3 separate regions of the Homo sapiens genome follow, and all the other regions are linked to region 1. Evidence: chromatin contacts called from ENCODE Hi-C data. All regions are on one chromosome and are shown on one strand. Each heading gives the region's core, a stretch centred on a gene start or an enhancer-like site at or near the end of the contact. The rest is flanking DNA. Distances are from core to core; before and after follow the strand shown.

What was found. Hi-C counts contacts between places; a loop is a spot of excess contacts on that map. Pooled maps may share reads with other maps.
Region 2: a map of gastrocnemius medialis shows a loop between it and region 1 (14-fold over the local background). The contact joins the promoter of ZNF496 here to the promoter of ZBTB18 in region 1. A Hi-C loop is called at or near these places in 2 of 168 maps with a recorded cell type or tissue (CD8-positive, alpha-beta T cell and gastrocnemius medialis) and 9 of 50 pooled maps.
Region 3: a pooled map shows a loop between it and region 1 (8-fold over the local background). The contact joins the enhancer-like site here to the promoter of ZBTB18 in region 1. A Hi-C loop is called at or near these places in 1 of 37 single-sample maps with no recorded cell type and 6 of 50 pooled maps.

What each region holds. Positions count from the first base shown.
Region 1 is chr1:244,048,847-244,053,315 of GRCh38, reverse strand. ZBTB18 (zinc finger and BTB domain containing 18) reads right to left here and starts at 2,033. Exons shown (of 2, transcript NM_205768.3): 1 at 1,872-2,033. The coding sequence starts at 1,884. RefSeq lists enhancers at 757-1,258, 2,975-3,024 and a silencer at 2,705-2,794.
Region 2 is chr1:247,329,862-247,334,330 of GRCh38, reverse strand. ZNF496 (zinc finger protein 496) reads left to right here and starts at 2,464. Exons shown (of 10, transcript NM_032752.3): 1 at 2,464-2,541; 2 at 2,684-2,899; 3 at 4,250-4,365. ZNF496-DT (ZNF496 divergent transcript) reads right to left here and starts at 2,277. Exons shown (of 3, transcript NR_168399.1): 1 at 1,085-2,277. RefSeq lists silencers at 490-784, 1,897-2,376, 2,507-2,616, 3,187-3,426 and an enhancer at 2,290-2,584.
Region 3 is chr1:247,208,110-247,212,578 of GRCh38, reverse strand. No RefSeq gene overlaps it. Among named protein-coding and RNA genes, the nearest start is that of MIR3916, 8.3 kb to the right of the region's middle. RefSeq lists silencers at 1,521-1,780, 1,921-2,130 and an enhancer at 1,615-2,114. Within about 2 kb of position 2,143, at least 35 of the 41 ENCODE cell types and tissues checked have a DNase peak (open chromatin) inside an H3K27ac peak, as active enhancers do.

The DNA of each region.
Region 1 (4,469 bases), core at 784-3,283:
TTGCTACCTGACTGTGCTTAGAAAGCACAGTTTAAACACACACACACACATTTGGCTGAATCAAGAAAAAAAAATGAAATTGCATAATTAGTCCAGAAATTAGCAAACAACTTACTTTTAAAGTCAGGGTGTTACAACAAAAGCCCTGTGTATAAAAACAGATGTTAATGCCTTCAGATTTGCAGGTATAGCACACATGTACGAGATCAGAAGGAGCTGCACCAACAGATGGAAAAGATCATCTTTACTATGAACAAATCCAAAGATTTTTCAAAACGAACTGAGAAAAAAGTAGTTACATTTCTTTGTAGAAACTGTACTTTCAGAATATTAGGAACCAGAGGGGCTTTACTGAACTCCGAAAATTCTCATCTAAACTTTGATCCGTTGCAAGGCAAAATGAGTTTCATATTGAAATTAATTCAAACTTTTAAAAATAAAGGCATACAGCGCTTAAATAAAACTCAAAAGCTTTACAGGTTCAACGTTTTTTTTTAAGCCTTTTTAGAAAAAGAGAACCTTTTTTTTTTTCCTGGTTCTGCCTTACCTCAGCCAACAGAAAATACTTTGTTTCAATATAATTTGATATATTTCTGTTTTCCCACTAGCTTCTATTCTTGCAAATATTCATCATTGCCCTTGTTTTGTGATGAGGGAAAGTGAAATGGAGGGAGGAGAAAGGCAAAGATGTACAAAGGGTCAGAATTCAACTGCAGTGGGTAAACTCCTGAAAAATAAAGAAGACCCGACTTCCCCTTTCCTGTGACCAGAAGCAAGCCTCCACACCACCCATCTCAGCAAGTGCATTTTGGGAATAGATACACTTAATTTAATATTCAGAAATTACTTCCTTTCTTCTTGTTCTTCTACACTTTGCCCAAGACAGACTAAAACTTTATCCTAACCCCAGACACATTCTGCAAGATGCCACTGCTAGAATAAACTAAGATTTACAATACAATCACTTTAAGTGCCCCACAGCTAACATCAATCCTAATCCTTGAGAAGGCTAAAAATAAAGATTGGAGGGCAGCTCACAAGGTAGCCGTGATCAAATTAGGAGGCTGAGAGGACAGAGAGGGACGAAGAAGGAAGCTTATAAACATCTGATCCAGCTGACTGTGGCCATATGGCAGCTGCTGCCCAGATAAAGAGATTAAGAATAGAGGAGTGCGATTACAGCTGTCTGGCCAATTCAGGCAGCTCAAATCTACAAGTTCTAAATTAGTCGCTAACACAAAAACTCCTGCAAATAATTATTGTTATGCTGAAATAAAAGATCTCTTAAATATATATTTGAAAGAGAAATGAGGAAACCAGTCAAACTATTCTCCTGGGGACAAAAGTTTGGTTTTTTTTTCTTCTTCTTAAAAACCTGCAGTTTCAACAGCACTACAGCTGTATGTTTCAGTAGTGCTGCTCAATGTTTTGAAGAATAAAGTTTCACAGAGGAATTAATTATACAACAATCTAGCTGCTTAACTAGAATAATCTTCTCATATAAGTTTGAATGCTGGATTCCAGTTTACTATTTCCCCACCACCACCACCCCAATCAAATCTAAATAGCAGTGAACAACAAAAAAGCATTTTAATCCAACGTGATTTCCAAAAGCAGCATTTTAAAGCCTTTCTTAACATTTCAAAACTTGAAATATTTGTGTATTAAAGTTATTTACTCGCTCAAGTAAAAGGGATAAAAAATTAAAACTAAACAAGCTCAAGACTTTCAACTCCAGTAAGATGTTCATTTAATACTCAATTTCATATATTATTCCTAAACTGGGTTAGAAAAGTAATGTGATTTTTAAAATTAAATAAACAAAACACCAAAACAGAAATATGCTCAATCTAATCTCTTGCTACTCCTACCTTTAGGACACATAAACCTGATTAAGTCCTTTCCTCTGAGTCCTGCTGGCTCCAGGTCTGTTACATCGGTGGAAAAAAAGCAGACTAAGAGAGACAGATGCAAAGTGGAGATGATGTTAGAGAGGAATGAGATACCTTCTCCACCACAGATCCGCACACACTAACTCCCTGTCTGTGTGTTAGAATAAAAGGCTGAGGGATGGCAGGCTGTCAGCTGCTCTGACATCATGTTCAGATGGAAATGCTACCTCCAGCTGTGCTCCTTTTAATGCCATATGCTACTCCTCTACACTCCTGCCACCAGCTTTTTCTTAGGAGAACTTTTCTCTTCTGTTAGTATAAACAAAATACTTCAAAGTCTTCCTTTTTTTCCAAACTTTCTAACAGAAGAAATTGAAAAACTCAGCATATGGAGTTCTACTGTATTTATGGAATAGCAACACTTCTGTCTTAAGTTGGTGGACTGGCTTACATACTGACAGCACACTCAAGCCACGGTGCTATTCAGGAAATCCAGATTCACTTTTATTCAACTCCAACGTTTAGTTTCTAAAGCAGTTTAGGGATATTTTTAAACCAACCCATTTGACATCTCCAGTCCCATTTCAACATTATTACCGCACTTTTTTATTTTTTTCTGCTGAGATAATGGTATACATGTCTCAAATGTTGGCAGACTTGTTCAGAACTATTACTTCAGACTGGTTCACCTTATTATTTCACTCTTATGTAATTACTTATCTACAACTACCTTCTCAGAAAAATTTCTTACACTGCCACAGTCAATGCAAATTTCAATTCTCGGTACCAACAAGCTGAAACTGCACTTTCTGAAATCCTGGAAAGTACTTCAGTTCAACGAGACCAATTAATAAACTGATACAACCTGCTCCAGTCACTTAAAATGAATGCTGCACCTGCATATCTGATCTTTCTGCTCAGAAAAAGCAGAACCTTGCCTTCCCCTTGATCTGTGTCCCTTAACAATCTTTTTTTTCTTTGGGGGGGGGTCACTCTAATGTTTATGATCACAAGAAAATCTTTGTGTGGGGGGAAGCCAGGTCTAGTAAGTTTGAGAACTTTTCAGCCAGTTTGTGGGTCTTTTCTAATAGCTGATGAAACTGTAACGCGACCCGGGCTGGGCTGACCGGTACCGGGCAGGGTGCTGCGACATCTCTGAATGTCAAATACATCTCCTCAGACTCTTGGGAGGGCGAGGGGTAGAAAAGGAACTGGGGCCTGAGGCGCCAGCGTCCCAGCCCTGGTGATAACCACTTCGTTCCCATTAGAAAGCCGTGGCGGAGAGTTAAAGAGTAACAAAACCCGACGACTCCGTCCTGTCCTTCTCGCTTTCCCAAAGTCACAAACCTAACTTTCTCCAACTTCGCGGTGAGTGACATAATTATGAACACTTAGTCCAGGAGACATCCTCGGGAGATCAATTTCTTCCCAGCCACACCACCTATTCTCCACAAATGCCCTCGACCCATTCCAATATATCAGACATTAATCACCCCATTTACCCAGTGGGGTGGGGGGTGAGTGACAGTTTAATGAGTCCCGGGCACCGCAATGGGCCAGCAACTCCCACTCCACAAATCAACCCCTTCACGTCTCGCTACCGCGGATCCATAGAGGTTTTGTGAGGTTGGGGTTTTGTTTTTCAGAGAGGTGGGGGCGGGGGTGCCGAGTGGGGAAGCAATGCAAATCTTTACGTAGTTCGCCGTGCATAAAACACACGGGGAAAGAGGAAGGTTAAAACCACAGGGAAGGAGGTGGAGGGCGCAGAGCCGGTGCAGCAGGAAAACACCTTAAACAACAGAGGAGAAAACAGACCCGGGTCACGGCAACAACAAAAGAAAAGTCGTAAGAAGCAGCCAGCGGGAGGAGAGTGGTTGCTACCGCTTCCCCGATGCCGCGACGCGCGAGCCCCCGGGGCCTCCGGGCAACTGCACCAGCCCGGGAGGGCCCCCTCCCCCGCCGGCCCCCTCCCCCGGGCGCCACTGCAGCTGCACCGGTCCCCGGAGCCGCGGCCGTCCCGGGCGCCACTGCAGCTGCGGCTGCTCCCAAGCCCCCTCCCCCAGCCCGCCGCCCTCCGCACCCGAGAGGCGCCACCGCAGCTGCACCGGCCGGGAGCCCGCCCCGCGCCGCAGCTGCACCGGCCCGCGGGGGCGCGGCGCGGAGCCGGGAACCCGCACCCCGCCCGACCCCGCAGCTGCAGCGGCCCCGTCCCCGCGCCCGGGCCTCCCGCAGCTGCGCCGCCCCCCGCCGCCCCAACAGCTCCAACCACACAAACTAACTCCACTCGCGGGGGCGCCCCCGACCCGGCCCGCCCTCCGCCCGCGCCGCCCAGCCGGCCGGGGCCGCACAGCTGGCGCCCCCCGCCCGCCGGGGTGCCGGGGCGCGGAGGGGGCGCCAGGTCAGGGGCCAGGGGCCGGCGCCGGGACTCACACGGAGCGGCCCTAAGTCACCGCGTCCCCGCCGCCGCCGCGTCCTCCGCCTCCTCCTCCTCCTCCTCCCGGCCGCCGCCGCCGCCGCCGGACTTGGTGGGCTTCCTCCGGCTCTTGCCCCCCTCCCTCCCGGCCCCCCCACCCCCCA
Region 2 (4,469 bases), core at 1,215-3,714, 3.3 Mb before region 1:
TACAACCCCACTTCATTCAGAGGCGAACACCTTCCCCACGGGCTCCTGTGCCCCCACCCAGCTCTATGCCATCCCTCTCCTCTCACTCACCAGCCCACCTTGCTTCGCACCGCTCCCCCTTAGGGCCTTTGCTGTCAAGGTGGTCTCCATGTGTCAAACAGGGACTCTGACCAACTACTTCATCTCAAATACCACCTTCACAGTAAGGCCTGCCTGCCCTCCTCTTTAATACCATGACTGTTACCAGCCCCTCCCCAGCACTCCTGACTTCCTGATGCCTCTCCACTTTCCTTTTTTTCTGTAGCACAGATCAAAGAGAGCAGGTCATGTTACTGATTTTGCTTCCTCCAATAGCCAGTTGTGTTCACAGATGTACCTGAGCACCTGGAAGGCTGGCTGCCTAGCACTCATGAGTGTACAGTAGGTACTCGGTATAGGTTTGCTGAATGACTGAATCTTTGATCCTGCACAACCATCCAATGAGGTAGACAGCATCATCCCTGTTTTCTGGATGAGGAAGTTGAGGTACAGAAAGGTTATGTAGGCCTGAGGTCACCTGGCTAGGAATTCATAGGGCAGGATTTAATCCGGGTGCCTGAGTCCAGAACCTTGACTCTGAAGCCCTGTTTTGAGCTAAATGCAGCAGCAGCATAAACAGCCCGTTTTGTGCCTCAAAAGGTGAACAGTGGGAGGCACAGCTGGGCAGGGACGTGTCAGGTCAGGGGAAGAAACTGAATTGGGTAGTGGGGATTAATTGGATGCTGTCTGCCAGCAATTTCTGCCTCCTGCATTTTATCTGCTTTAGGGTTGCAAGGGGCAGAGCTATGAACACGGATGCCCACTCAACAGCCAGTTCCTGGGCCAATCAAAGGGTTGGGAGCTGTAGCACCAGAGCTCTGGAACCCCACAGACTAGGATGTTTGCTAGAGCACCTAAGCCCTACCAGCCTTTGATGACCCCTCGGTTCCTCCCAATTCCTCTCCTCCATGTCACGGTTCCTGGCTGGTGTTCCTGAGAGTGGGCTGTACATGAGTTCTGTAAATGCCAGTCCAGTTACGTCAAAGGGGGTGGCTCTCACTTGTACCTGTAGGCTCCAGCTAAGATCTGCGTGGCCCTGCCCGGCATCTGGCTGTCATCCGGGAAACAATCACTGTTCACAAACAAGGGCTTCACTCCTTCGCTCGCTCCATCTCCTGCTAAAGTCAGAATGTGAACACTGACAAACAGCGGCTCCCAGTAACTCTGCTAGTCAGAAGTGATTATTCCAGCAGTTCAGAGGAGGAAGTGGCGGTGCCCAGGGCCACGGGATTAGAAGAGCAACGGAGCTAAAGGATCCCGTGCCTCAGTCCAACCACCTTGTTCCCACTTACTCAGCCGGGCCACTTTCTTTGGAGAAACTGATTTCCTTCTGCTTGCCCTTGAAAGGGGATCCGAAGGAAATCGGAGCTACCGGCAGTAGCTACCCTCCGGAAGACGGAGAATCTTCTCCACCTTCTCCTCTGCGTAGGAGAATCCAATTTCGGTGCAGAGCAGATGGCGAAGGGGCCATGGGAATCAGACCTGCTCAGGGACCGGGTTCGCACTTTCTCTCAAGCTCTGGAGCCTGAAAAATGAGCATTCCCCGGGGACGACCCATGTAAGAATTTGGGCTATATTCAGCATAGTGCAGCGGCCAGCAGCCCTGTCTCGGGGTGGGGTCCGGAGGCCCCCATTTCTGCTTGCCCCTCACTGCCACATAACCTTGGGTCAGAGTCCCTCATCCTCTCCCTCCGCCACTGTGCACAGCTGCAACCGTGTTCACTTCAGCGAGCAACGAGCCCCGTGACCCCCACTCAGGGTCAGGACTCACCGCAGCCCCTCTGCGCAAGCCCCGAGGCTCTGCGTGGCCTCCGGATGCGCGGCCTTTCCTAACCCGGGGACTCCGCACGTGGGCGCCAGGCCCGGAAGGCGCGGATGTGAGCGCTACCTTCGGCGTCCCGCAGCGGCAGGAGGGGCTGGGCGGCCCGGGCTTCGGCTGGCGGCGGGGGGGGGGTCGCAGGGGAGTCTGAAATGAGGCGGCCGACGGCGCGCGGGGCCTCCTCTCTCCGCTCCATCCCGCACCCCCAATTCCAGCTTCCATCCCCAGCCGCGACTCCCGGTCGGCCGTTCCGGGCGTCCACTGGCCGCGTGTCCTGGGGGCGCCAGAGAAGGAGAACAGCGGAGAAAAGAGCCCCGGGCCGACCTTCCGGACCGGCGGGCCCGCGGGGAAGCCCGGGCGCGGCGACGTGGCTGACCCACAAAGCCCCCGGCCCGGCGGCCAGGCCCAGGCGCGCGCGGAGCGGGGCGGGCCGGGGGTGTCGGATGTCACCCCCAGCGCACACCTCGGCCGGGGGGCGGGGGAGCGAACCACTGAGATGCGGAGACCTCCCCAGTCCTAGAGCGGAGCAGGAAGTGTCCCAGGGGAGGGAGCCGGAGGGCTCCGGCCTTTCCTTTCCTCGGCGTCCGGCGGGCTCCCGCGGCGGCCAGGCCTGCGCCGCCCGCCAACAGGGACGCGCCGCGGCGGTGAGTGCACCCCGGCTCCCGCGGCCGGCCCCGCCCCGCCCTCCTCGGCCCGCGCCCGGCCTCCGCGGCGCCGCCTCCCAGCCCAGAGCCCAGCGCTCAGGAAGGTGCGGGCGGGGGAGAAAGCAACACCATTGTTTTTCAGGCGCCTCCATTTGCCCCCGAGCCGAGCCGTGGCTTTCCGGATGATCGGGAGACGCGGTCTGGACGGGCCGGGAAAGGAGCCGGGCGCCTGCGGAGACCCCGCCTCAGCGAGTACGCCCGGCCGGGCGGGCTGGGAGGATGAGGACGGCTGCCCTGGACTTCCGCCGCCACAGGAGGGTTTTCGGCCGGACGCCGGGAGGGAGCTCCAGGCTGTGAGGTGAGGAGCCCGGAGCCGGCGAGACGGGAGACGCGCGTGTGAGGGAGACCGAGGGCGCGGAGGGCGGGCTCCCCCTTCCCTGGCCCACAGCGACCTTCTCCTTCCCTTTCTGCCGATCCAGCTCGGTCCCTCCTCCGCGAAAGGCTGGGAGCTCGCTCCGCCCCTGCGGGGCCCTCCTCCGCCTCACTCACGTTAGTTCATTCATCAGGCATCTCCTCCGAGCCTCCGACGCGCCAGGTGCCGCCGTGACAAAGACGGACGCGGCCGTCTGGTTGGAGACGATCCGAGTGGCAGCCCGGGTGGGCGCCGGTGCTCGGGGGGGCGGGCCTGAGTAGTCCTGGGCGCTGCAGGTGTGTGATGGGCGCCGCAGGGGGCCGCCGAGCAGGGCGGGCGGGGCCCACCCCGGGCTCCAGATGCCGGAGCCGCCCTGGAAGCGATCCGGTGGTGGGGAGCGCTGTAATGCGTCCAGCCCGACGCCGCCACGGCCCCCATATGGGTTTCTGTGTATGTTGTTACTTTGGAAAGCAAAGAGATTCAGAGCAGTGGGTGTTTCTGGAACCACTCAGTTGTTCCGTAGCTTTTCTGGCATCACTTGTCTTTCTGTGAAATGGGAGTGAGGCCCGAGTCCCCCTTCCCACCTTGTGAGCTGTTGGAGGTTAAGACGCGGCCACGCTGGACAACCTCGTGCAGATGGGGGAGTGGCAGGCACTGCCGGTCCTAAGGATCACAGAGGCCTGATGGCAGAGAAGGGGACTGTGAGTGTCCCCATGTGCCCTTTCACGGGCCCAGCGTTCTAAAGTGGGAATCATAAACACCAGGTATACTGGTTGCTGGTCTCTTGCCACCCTAGTTGTGGCAAAAGTGTCGGCTAGTTGTCTGCACACCAGCGGGGAGGTGTAGGGACCCCTGAGTCCCACCTTGGGGGTGTGGCAGCTGCAGTGTCCAGGGGTTCTTTGAGGGCTGAGCTGTGCAGTGACGGACCCACTTTTCTGTCCTGGCCGAGGAAGGGCTTTGGCGAGTGTGCAGTTGCCTTCAATGTGGTTTGAAGAGGGCAAGGATAGAGAATAGGGTGGAGGCGAGGTTGAAGGTCAGGGCAGAATTGGCAGAAGGCTCATAGGAAACCACTGATACTTCTAGATGCAGTGTTATTTGTCCCTGGTAGACTGCATGTAGCTGTCTCATGTGATGTTTTCCCTTGCCTCCCATTGCAGACTCTGCTGGGCAAAGCTGATTCTGGCTGGGTTGTCCATCCAGCACGCAGCACCATCAGCCCTCTGCCACCAGAAGGGTGGATTTTCCATTCCTGGATGTGCTTGAAGGCTCATCCGATGCATGTCTTTGTCATTCCAGCTCCATTTGTAAAGGTCTTAATAACAAGAACAGTGACTTCGGCTCCGGAGCTTCAAGATAGTGGCCTGCTTGGCCTGCCCATCTCGGATCTCTCCAGGAGGACCCAGCCACCCAAGGTACCAGAGCGTCTTGATTACATCTGCATGTGGCGCTGTTGGTTTCCTGGGATGCTCAAAACAGCAGTGTCACGTTGAAATGCCACCACTTTCTCCCAGATTTC
Region 3 (4,469 bases), core at 894-3,393, 3.2 Mb before region 1:
CTTCATTCCTCCCTGTATACATGTCCTTTGCAAAGTGCTTTTATAGCTGCTCCCTTCAAGAGGCAAAATCTGTATTTCAAAATGTTTAGAGTCTTATTTGCTCTGGTCAACAGAAAACTGAACATATAACAGTGTGCTAGTCTGGGACCTAGGTTCAAAACTTGAGTGCTTTTGTTTTTCTTTCAGAATCCTGTTATCTCTATGATAATAAGCACACATTAACTTGCTGGGGAACGAGATACCACACGGAGAAGAACGAAGGTGCCCCAGTTGACAGGCAACTCACCCCTAGAAACAGCTGCAATCAGCATCTGCCCACACATGTCTGAAGGATCCCAGCTGAGACCAAAAGAATTGCCCAGCTGAGTTTAGCTTAAATTGCTGACCAGCCGAATCATGAGCTAGTAAGTTTCGGTGGTTTGTTATGCATCACTAACTAACTAACACACACACCCATTACAGACAGGATGTCAGAATTCAATGAGAGACTGATTACTAGTTACCTGCAAACAGTAGGCACCCTATAGGTATTGATTTTCTTTTCCCTTTATTTAAATTTGGATCTCTTGTTAGACGGTGGTGAGTTATGTAGAGATACATGTAGATGTGTACACGTGATTGGTGCATAAACTCACCCAGTCTCCCACACCATAGGAGGAAAAAGACAACCAATAGCCTGTTTATTAGCGCCAAGGCCAAATACCAATATCAGAAGTTTGTTTAATCTATTTTCTGTATATCTAAACTTTGGAAGTCAAAGCTGTGGAAGACCTGAAGACTGGGGATTAGGTCCTCCTGGGGGCTCCATTGTTCTTTTTTTGACTGTCTGATTTTTGGGAGGAAGATGGACAGCAGGCGGGGCAGCAATGGTCTACCTGTGGACACTCTCTTTTTGCAGCCCTTGCTCTCTCTAGGGCCCTGTCCCTTCAGCCTTTGGCCTGGGGAGAGACGTTGATAAGGAGGACCGATCTTTCACTGCTGGAAGGAAATGAGGGTTCAGACCGTTCACCTCCCTCAGAGCTGCACGGCAGTGTGACAGCCACTGGCCATGTGTGAGTACTGAGGGCCTGGAATGTGGCTGAACAGAGACGTGCTGGGAAGGTGAAATACAGAGTGAGTTTCACAGATTGACTACCGAAAATTATATAGTTCATTAATATATTGATGAATATTGAGATATTGATCATACATTGAAATGATAATATTTTGAATATATTGGGTTAAATAAATTATTACAATCAGTTTCACCTGTTACTTTTAATGTTTAAAAGGTGGCTACTAGGAAATTTAAAATTCACACGTGGCTTACATTTTATTTCTTAAAGGATTGCCTCCCTTTTTGAAATTTCAGGCTGCCTGATCAAACTACCAGAGGCCAGAAAGGTCATAAAATCTGAAATGTTAAAATCATTGCCATTATATTGTTTTCATTTGTGAATAACATATATATATTATTTATAAATGGATATAACCTTATACAAAAGGTTAAATGAAAATGCCCCCTGGGCTGGGCCAGGCCCAGCGCAAGCAGGAAGCCCTGCATGAAAAGGCTGCAGCCAAGAACCTGTCACTTTGTCGCCCTCAGCCCAGCGTCCGATCACATCCTCCGTCACTCAGGGACTGAGGGGGCGGGGCCTGGAGCCCTATCCAATCAGGGGCGCTGACGTAGGAACCGTCCAATCGGGCGTGCAGCCGGACAGAAGGGCGCGGCTTCCGGGATCTGGCGGGGCCTTCGTCTCTCCTGCCAGCCTCAGCTGGGTCGTCTTCTGTGCTCGGCGTGCTTTGCTCGGGGAAGCTCAGGTGGCCGCCACAGCCTCTTGCCCTCTGACCTGCAGGTATCAGGAGATCCATAGCTAAGCAGCCTGGACACCCGGGAAGCTGGGAAATGGTGAGTATGTGGGCGGGGTCCCGAGGTGGGCAGGGGGCTGATGGAAACGGGCTGGAACTGGCTGTGGCGGCCCCAGGCCTCCCCACAGCTGCCTCCGGAGTCTGCAGACCCGAGACCCCGCTGGACCCGCCCGGCCCTCAGCTTCCCCTGGCCTCAGGATGTGGGCTGGGCCGCCAGCCTCACCCGGCGTCCGGTCCGCTTCTGCGCTCGACTTCCGCCCGGCGCGTCCCCTCGCTGGCAGCTGTGCGGTGGCGACGGCAGGGGCCTGGGGGAGAGCCCCGACCCAGGAGGAGCCACTGCGTGGGAGGAGCTGTGGGCTGTGGGGTCCCAGGCCCTCCTTTCTCCTGGTAAAAATGAAAAGGGAATCAAGGTTTAAACGTTAAAGAGATTATTTGAGCAAAGAGCTGTTCATCAATGCAGAGCGCCCAGTCATGGTTTGTGGGTGCTTGGAGCAAAGGCTTTTGTAAGGGGCATAAGGAAGCGAACCAAATTCAGAACTTGGTTACAGTTACAGTTGTGGAGTCGCCTTATGTGGACTGTCCAGGTGGAAATTTCCTGGTTATTTAATGAGAGGTTAATTGGAGGTTTGTGGTTGGTTCAGGCTGAAAATCGTTTCTTCCTAAGGTAGTAATTTACAAGACATGTATTTCAGTTAGATTTTTTTCCTTAGGAACCGATGGTCCTAGTGCTACTTCAGTCTAATTGATTGCTAGTTAATTATTTTAAACACTCCAGAGGGGGACTGGTTTTCCACTGCGTTTCCAAATGTGTGGCAAGCACGGTCTCACATCCACCATCCTGTCCCCCCAGCCTGTGTGTCCTTTATTGTACATTTCACACACAGTGTTTTCATCATTTTTTCACAGAGCATTGGATGGCACTTTTTTTAGACATCTGTTTTCTGTTTGTAAACATTTTATGTGAGCAGAGAAGAATCACCTGACACACTGCTTTAAAAAAAATCTTTGTGTCTCTTCTTTTATCTTCCCCAGGCACAGACACCTTATCGGAATGTCTTTGGTTTGAGGTTCTGCTTTGGAAATTTTACAAGGTCATGTGTCCTCAGCCACCCTCCAGTCTTTTTCTGTGCCTGGGTTTCATAATTGTCTGGGGGTGACCCATCTCAAGGCATGTTTAGTGAACATTAGCACGTTGTTCCTTTCCTCCCAGAGGACAGCCTCAGTGATGGAGGTGGAGCCTCTTAAGGGAGCAGATGGATGCCCTGGGGCTGAGAGGAAGCTGGTCCTACCCTTCATTTACAAAGCTAACCCCTTAGGACATGCAGATTGTCTTCACCCAACTCCAGCGTCTGTTCCTTGGGGACACATTGCTGGTCAGCCAGTTGGATGCTGATATTGAGAAGAAAAAACAGAAATGATTTCTGACATCTGGATTCTCTCAGACTTGTGAAGGGGGAAAAACTGTTCCAAAGGACAAGGAAGACCCACTGCAGTGAGGGGGCGCGAGAATCTGCAAAGTCAAGCCACTTGGGGCACCCAGTGGGGCACAGTGTGGTGGCTCCTGGGCAAGGCGGGAAGGTGGTCAGTGAGCAGTATGGAAACAGAGGAAGGTCCCAAGTGATAGGACGGCCTGACTTGGCACTTGAGTCAGATTTGTCTGTGTTCCAATCAGCATTGCCACTTCCTGGGTTTTACACCTTGAAACATTTTTTTCACTTAATTCAACCTTAGTTTTTTATTAACTGTCAATTGCATTTTAACAGTAGAGTTTCAAAGGTAAGAAAATGTTTAAGAGGTGGATTTCAGAAAAGACATTACATATATAGTCAAATATTCACTTGTTAAAAATTCTGATTTACCTTTTTCTTCCCTAGAGTATAGTAAGTTTGTCAGGCCTGTTCCTTTTTAGGGGTGATTTTAAACAGAATCCCAGGGCGTAGCTGTGGGAATGCTACCAGGGAAAGTAATAGGGAAAATCCTCTTCCAGTATGGCTATAGGAAATGAATACATTTCCACAAAAAAAGTAGTAGATTAATTGGTGAATTACATTGCTTCATCAAAATATTAGTTCCTCTTTTTTGCAGGGTAGAGGACTTGTGGAGTTGATATCTCTATTATCTAGATGTCTGAGTTTAATACTGAATTTTACAAGATGGGACTTGGCATCTCCTAGATATGTTCATATGTGATTGTTTACTGAATGATTTGAATTACGGAAATAATGTGACATGTTTATTGTCTGAAACTGATAGAGAGTTTTGCTTTTTCTATTGAGGTATACAATGTAAGTGCCTTATAATTTTATTCTCTTAAATAAACACTGTGTTTGAGTGATTTTGCTGGATTCTTCAAACACTGAGCATTTTCTCATTTACAACTAAGTGAATAACCCTGACTGGGAAATAGAAGTCGGAGCCCAGTGACTCTAAGCCAAGGCCAATCTTGAGCCTGCAAAACAAGGTCATTGAAGACCCGGTTAGTTCTTACTGGGGAGCCTCCCCTGCAGGTGTCCCAGCCTGCACACCCCAACATGAAAGGAGCACTTTATACTGAGAGGAGCTATAGAGCCCTAGAGAGCTGGGATCCACAGGCAGATGCTGTTGGGGTCGGAGTCTGGAGG